Linked DNA regions of Mus musculus: region 1 is linked to region 2. Evidence: chromatin contacts called from ENCODE Hi-C data. All regions are on one chromosome and are shown on one strand. The core of a region is the stretch at or near the end of the contact, and the rest is flanking DNA. Distances in the headings are between cores, read along the strand shown.

Evidence for each region. Hi-C counts contacts between places; a loop is a spot of excess contacts on that map.
Region 1: a map of gastrocnemius shows a loop between it and region 2 (2.2-fold over the local background). The contact joins the enhancer-like site here to the promoter of Chaer1 in region 2. A Hi-C loop is called at or near these places in 4 of 37 maps with a recorded cell type or tissue (CH12.LX, gastrocnemius, left cerebral cortex and 1 more).

Annotation. Positions count from the first base shown.
Region 1 is chr5:77,175,958-77,179,805 of GRCm38, reverse strand. No RefSeq gene overlaps it. Among named protein-coding and RNA genes, the nearest start is that of Gm34598, 19 kb to the right of the region's middle. Within about 2 kb of position 1,730, at least 1 of the 3 ENCODE cell types and tissues checked has a DNase peak (open chromatin) inside an H3K27ac peak, as active enhancers do.
Region 2 is chr5:77,139,014-77,142,659 of GRCm38, reverse strand. Chaer1 (a long non-coding RNA gene) reads left to right here and starts at 2,355. Exons shown (of 2, transcript XR_880410.2): 1 at 2,355-2,430.

The DNA.
Region 1 (3,848 bases), core at 481-2,980, 38 kb before region 2:
ACAACCTCTTGTTGGGCATGGATGTGGGCAGAAATATGCACACAACACATTCTAAATTGCTGCCCAATTACTCAAATCTAGGGTGTCTATTACAGCACTACAAGTGCCTTTCTCATTTAGAGTCAGGGTGTCTCTATGTAGCCCAGGCTGGCCTTTAATTTAAGATCTTTTTGCCTTAGCCTCTAGAATGGGCAAGCACCATCACGTTTAGCATGTGAGTGTCTTTTCATTTTTTCTCAGTGTTCTTCAGTTTAGATATAAATGTAGATTAGCCTCCTATACATATTTATGCTTGCTTCTACAATTGCTCGAATCTAGGGATGCCTATTACAACATTACTCTGTCATTTATTTATTTTATGTATATGAGAGCTCTATCTGCATGTACGTCTGAACGCCAGAAGAAGGCATCAGCTGTCATTATAGATGGTTGTAAGCTGCCAGGTGATGGCTGGGAATTGAACTCAGGACCTCTGGAAGAGCAACCAGTGCTCTTAACCACTGAGCCATCTCTCCATCCCCCTACAGAGGTCTCTTGAGTGCAGCAAATGGACATGTCAGTGCAGCCTACTTCCTACTAGGGACATGTTTGCTCAGTACTTTTTAAGCTCTAGCCCTAGGGTCCTGCAAACTCTGGACTGGGATGTCTTGTCCTGATAGGAATCAATGTGTGCTTCAGCAGCTCTTGGTACAGCTCTTGGCAAGGGAGAGGCTTGCAAGTTGGCAGAGCCATGGGCTGGAAGAATGAAGACCAAACAGGAAGCAGAAGTAGGAAGCTCTATCTCTTTTTCCTGGGTCCATTCCATTTTAAAAAGCTAAGCCGGGCAGTGGTGGTACATGCCTTTAATCCCAGCACTTGGGAGGCAGAGGCAGGAGGGTTTCTGAGTTCAAGGCCAGCCTGGTCTACAGAGTGAGTTCCAGGACAGCCAGGGCTACACAGAGAAACCCTGTCTCGAAAAACAAAAAACAAAACAACAAGCTAAGTTTCCAAAGACAGCTAGGTTTCAGTTAGTGACCACTGAAATCTGAATGTCTGTCTCCCTCCCACCCCCAATTCATATGTTGAAATCCTAACCTCTGGGAGAGGGGATTAGGAAGTGGTTAGATTGAGTGTGCAAAACTCTCACAAAAGGGACATCCCAGGATGCTAGCTGACCCTTTCCACCACGTGGTGGGCGACGCAAAAAAGCAGCCAGTTTTCAGGGTTATGGAACAACGGTAGGCTTGAATTCAGCACAGGCTGAGCTTCCCAACAGCCAGAAATGTGGGGAGTGAATCTCTGTTGTTTCCAAGCTGCCCAGTTTGTGATTTTGGTTCTCTGAATGCAGTAATCCGAGCCTACCTGTTTGTTTCAACCTCTACAACCGCTCCTGTGACTTTATCAGCAACTTGGCAGAACACAGTCAAGACAGATGCTGAGAGAAACCTGAGACAACTCTGTTTATCCTACAGGAGAGGGCTTGACTGAGTGAGGAGGAGGGCCTGCTCTGTCGTCAGCCTTTCCAGAAAATTCCCAGACACTCCTTCGGGTCCTGCTTGTCACAGCTTGGCCAAGCCATTCCAGAGAGTTGCTTCCTGCCATAATTAGCTTTAGCTGGGCCGTGCCTTCTCATCAGAAACCCAAGTCTCCGAGTTGCTTGCTGCCACACACCATTTGGCTCCAACAAATCAGTCTTATCTCATGGCTCCCGGCAGCTGGGCTTACGTGTCTCATTTCTGTAAGCCAACTTAGACGAATTACAGCTTCGTAATTACATAGTTTCTCCGCTTCACCAGCCAGGGAAACACTTTGGGGAGTTGGTTGATGCCCCAGGCTTTGCTTTTGCTCTGGCCCGTTTCAACTTTCTTCTTCTTTAAAAAAGGCACCTACTCTCCAGGAGTTCAGAAGACTGATGCCAAACAAGCTGGGACAGTCCCACATCACAGTAACTAATGTGCACATCGTGGTGGGTGGGTGGGTGTGCTCGGTTCTCTCTCTCTCAAATCCTTCCCACATCCAGATTCACATCCTGTTCTTGCATGGATTCAAAAGGCCCATGCAGACCTGCCAAGTTCACAAAGAATCCAAATACAGGCAGCCCACTTCCCAATCTGCAGATGCCTGCTGTCCCCAACCTCTCCATCCATCTACTTCTTGTTTGAAAAAATCTCTTTGAGTTCTTTGGGTCAATCCAAGAAATAAAAAAAGAGCAATGGTGACTTGACATTTTTTTTTTCTCCACGTCTCTATTTTCACAAGGAATGCAACTCCAGGCTAGAGGAAAGTCTAGCCTGTTGGCATGACACTGGAGTATCAGGTCTCAACAACAGCAGCAGATGAGGAAGGTCGGCAGGAGCGGCTTGGGCCTCTAAGATCATACCATGAAAGCAATGGAAAAACTCACCTGTATTAAAACCAGCTCTCTGTCTTCAGGCTTGGGTCAAAAATTGCCTTACTTGGGAGGTGGGGGGGGGGGGGGTTACAGATTAAATCCTATGCTAAATGCTCAGGCCTGAGGATTTATCTGTAGCTATATAGCCTTAGAATTCTTAATGATGACTAACCAAAGATGTCTACTGGAATTTTTCACAGCTCCTAATCCATTACTCTTAGAACATTCTCTAGATGGTGCATGTCTTCGTATCACTGTATTCCAGCCAGGGTGCTTGTCAGCGCTGGATACGTTCTGTTTGTATATGACAGGACAGATCTTCAGGGGAAGATAAAGACTCTGGATATCTTGAACTCAGGGTGCTCACACACACCCATTTGGACACAACCAGTGTGCTGGCTGGTTTTGTGTGTTAACTTGACACAGGTTGGAGTTACCACGGAAAAAGGCGCTTCAGTTGGGGAAGTGCCTCCGTGAGATCCAGCTGTAGGGCATTTTCTTAATTAGTGATCAAGGTGGGGGGGGGCATTGTGGGTGGAGCCATCCCTGGGCTGGTAGTCTTGGTTCTATAAGAGAGCAAGCCAGGGGAAGCAAGCCAGTAAGTAACATCCCTCCATGGCCTCTGCATCAGCTCCTGCTTCCTGACCTGCTTGAGTTCCAGTCCTGACTTCCTTTGGCGATGAACAGCAATGTGGAAGTGTAAGCTGAATAAACCCTTTCCTCCCCAACTTGCTTCTTGGTCATGATGTTTTGTGCAGGAATGTAAACCCTGCCTAAGACAACCAGTGAGTAGGCAGTTAGCTGCGTAGGCTTGTAGACCAGGAGAGGGCTTGATATCAGAAATGAATAGAGTGACAACTCATCTGCTCGTTACTGGAAGGTGAATCACAGGAAGGGCAGTGTCACATGACTGGTCAAGGAATGACTGCTGCACTTAAAAGACATGGAGTAGGCAGGATGGTACCTGGAGGTTGAGAAATGCTCAGAGAGATGGGAAGGAAATGGACACACAGACATGGGAATCAGGAGAGAAGAAAGAGATCCATTCCTGCTATGCAGACGCTCACAGTCGACTGAGCCAATTACAATAAGAGGGCGCTTTATCTCACGTTCCCAGGAAGGTATAATCCAAGCCGAACAGAACATCTGCGAGTTCCTTTCTGGTTTATCCATTTTTTGCATATTTCTCCTAAGGCCCGAACTCCTTTCCCATAAAACAGGTAACTGAGAAGTTACTTTATTATATATAATAATGTAATTACATATAATGTATAAGGATATCATTAGCAAGGTTGTTTTCTTAGATGAATGCAGTTATATCAATAGGATTCTTTGATGCCACGGCAACTTGGGGAACTCTCTTTCTCAATCCCTTTCCATCATCTCTAAAATTAATAGCTTGCAGCATGTGTAAGCTTCATTTGAGACTGAAAAAATAAAACTAAATCTTAAATTTCTCCACCTGTGTGTAACAAGT
Region 2 (3,646 bases), core at 1,106-3,605:
AGGGTTTATTCAGCTTACACTTTCCACATTGCTGTTCATCACCAAAGGAAGTCACATCAGGACAGGAACTCACACAGGGAAGAAACTTGGAGGCAGGAGCTGATGCAGAGCCCGTGGAGGGATGTTACTTACTGGCTTGCTTGCTTCCCTTGGTTTGCTCAGCTTGCTTTCTTATAGAACCCAAGACTGCCAGCCCAGGGATGGCACCTCCTACAATGGGCCCTCTCACCCTTGATCACTAATTGAGAAAATGCCTTACAGCTGGATCTCATGGAGGCATTTCCTCCCAGCTTCTTTCTGTTATAATTCCAGCTTGTGTCAAGTTGACACACAAACCCAGCCAGTACAACTCTACTCCTGGTCATCCATTTTCTCCACCTTTCTGTCATCCCCCCCCCCCCGCCCTCTCCCCTGAGCCCCCCCCCCCCATCTGATCCAAGATACTCACAGTTGGAACCCTTTCCCTTCTATGTAACTGAAGTCTTAGAGACGGGCTTTTTAACACCAGGAGGAACACTGCATAATCTGGGGTTTTCTGAGTCTGCTTAGAAACTTTTGTTTATTCAATGACCTCTCACAAGAATACAGTCTCGGGGGCTGGTGAGATGGCTCAGTGGGTAAGAGCACCCGACTGCTCATCCGAAGGTCCAGAGTTCAAATCCCAGCAACCACATGGTGGCTCACAACCATCTGTAATGAGATCTGACGCCCTCTTCTGGCGTGTCTGAAGACAGCTACAGTGTACTTACATATAATAAATAAATAAATCTTAAAAAAAAAAAAAAGAATACAGTCTCACTACCTCTTCTAAGTAGGAGGAACAAGATTTTCTATGATACAAAATATCACTGACTTTTAAATAGTGTCTTTGCTAAAATTTTCTCATTAAGAGGGAGGGAGAAAGGGAGAGAGTGAGAAAAATAGATAAAAGAGAGAGAGAGAGAATATCAAAGTTGAGTTTTTAGTTTTCAGGGTTGAGAGACAGCTTGAATAGAATATAATCTCTGGGCATTAGCAAAGCCAACATTGCAAGGACTGGGTCTCCCCGGATCTGAGACAAGTCACAAGGTAGTCAAACTTTCCTGGCGCTTCAGTGGGAACAGCATTTAGCTAATTCCTAGAAAAGAAAACACTGAACCAGTCCACATCTGCCGGTTAATCTAAGAGAACACGCTGGCTCCCGGTGCTTACTACCCCCCAGGGAGGAGACAAAACGGAGCTCGCTCATAAATTAATGTTTCTGCAAGCAAACTAAAATTTACTGCTGTTCTTCAGGGAGTTCTGCCTTCAAGTAATGCAGTGAGAAAGTCCTCCCTACCCCCCCCCAACATGCACTCACACACACACTCATATAGACACTCACATACACATATATACATTCACATACACTTACATGCTCACACAGTACATACACATTCACACACACATAACAGATACTCACATCCAGGTACACACACACACTCACATACACACACACATACACTCACATATTTACACACACTCACATACAGGAATGTGCACATAATCACACACACACATTCTCACACACTCATAAGCACATATGTAGACGCGCACACATGCACATACACGCCTTGACAAAGTACTCTTGCTTTACATTCAGCTCTTTTTTTCTATTCCCTCCCTCCCTCCCTCCCTCCCTTCTTCCTTCCACACATACTTTCTGAACCATTGCGCGTGTTGCATGATTTTTAGGTGACATTTCTGGAAACAGCAGTGAATAAATGAAATAATAAATTAGGCATGTTCATCCTTCTGGAAAAACAGTAAGTGACAGGACGCTGGTGAGGGCCACTATGATTTTAAGCAAATGGTCAGAAAAGGTCCAGTAAGTAGCTGAGGCTGGGTGCGATGGGGTGCGCCTATCATCCCAGCACTCAGAAGTCAGAGGCAGGGGGATGGAAAGTTGAGGCCAGCCTGGGCCACAATAGAAAGATTCAATATAAAAAAGAAAAAGGAAAGGAAAGGAAAGGAAAAGAAAGGAGAGGAAAAGAGTAACTACAATAAAACTGTGATGAAGTCAGCGAGAAAGAAAGCCTTGTAGAGATCTGAGGGCAAAGCTGGAAACCCGAACTACAAACTACAGGAGTTGGCAAAGACGACAAGCCGAGAGAGGTGGCAAAGAAGGCAAGCCGAGCCAGTCCTGCGGCTGGATCTCGTTCTTCTCTCAATATTTTATGTTTGTTGTCACAGAGAGTTGCATTAACGTTGATGCTACATTAAAGAGCTACTGTCTTGACTCCTGATCGGCACATTGACCACATTGATGTCACTTCCTCCTAGTGTGGCTGCAGTGGGGTGGAGCCAGGGGGAGGGACGAGGTGGGGTGGGGGTGGGGCTGCTAGGAAAGCACTGTGGAATTCAGAGTGAGGAGGGACTGGAGGGAGCTGGGTCTCCATTCTGCATTTACTGGTAAGCCCCTGGGGTGCTGTGTGTTTTCTGAAGCTACCACAGCAAGTCACCACAAGGCTGTGACTGACACAACGAAAGCTTGCTGTCATTCTGCAGACTAGTAGTCCAGCATGGCCTCAGGGGACAACATGAAGCCGTTGATATGACTGCATCTCTTACTAGAAGATTCTTAACCAATTCCAAAGTCATCTAGGATGACATTTCCTAATACAGTGTAGAAAAGTCTAATCTGAGAATGTGATGTCACTCACATTCTCCAGTGGCTTTATTAGAATTTCTGTATTAAAAAAACATAAGGAAAAACCTCTTGACTGTTAAGGGGGAACTTGAGGAGAACATCTCCGGGGATTACTAAATATGATGATTTGAAGACTTTCTCAAGATCTTCTCAGCAGGCTTTCAGAAGCTGGCTTCTACTTCTTTGTCTTGCTAGTGACATTTGGGGACAGTGCTTAGAGGACTCAGGTTGCCTTCCCCTTGCTGCTGGCTTCTGGCCCTCTTCCTTCATATCCAAGGTCAGCATATCGGTTTCTGCAATCCACTTTCCTCCTCCATGGCAGGTGAGGGGTGGGGTACGGATGCCACAGTGTGTGTGGAGGTCAGAGGACTGTAAAATTGTTTCACTCTGCCCACCTTTATATGGCTTCTGGGTATTGAAGTTGTGTCACCGGGCTTGTGAGTTGTCTCCCCAGCTCCATGGGAACTAGTACGATCAGAGTGGGCCACTTAAACAAACCAGGACAGCCTTAAGTTAAAACTGGCCTGCAAGCACCCCTTTAAAGGTCCTTTTTACTAGGGACTGTAACCTAGCCATGGCCTCCATGGATCAGGACTTAGGCATCTCCAGGGAACTGCTGTTCTGCCCACCACGAAGGATTTGAGCGTTGGCTGATTGCTTGCCCTCTACCTGGCAACTGTTCCCTCTGCTCAGGTGAAAGCAGCTAGAGGCAGTGGGTGGGACAGAGAGGACAGGAGAAGAAGCAGGGGACAAGTGAAGAGGCTCTAGCTACAATTCGGAGTGGAGGCTCCAGCCAAGGGAGGGGACAGCTATGCAGGACAGAGTCAGGCCGATGACACTGAGTCTCATGCATTAGCTCGACTAGGTTACAGTCTGCAGTTACTGAAACACTAGTCTGGGACTGCAGTGAAGATATTTTATGTGTGTGACTAAGAAGATAGATTAGTGGATGAATCACTTTTTGGTATAACATGAGTA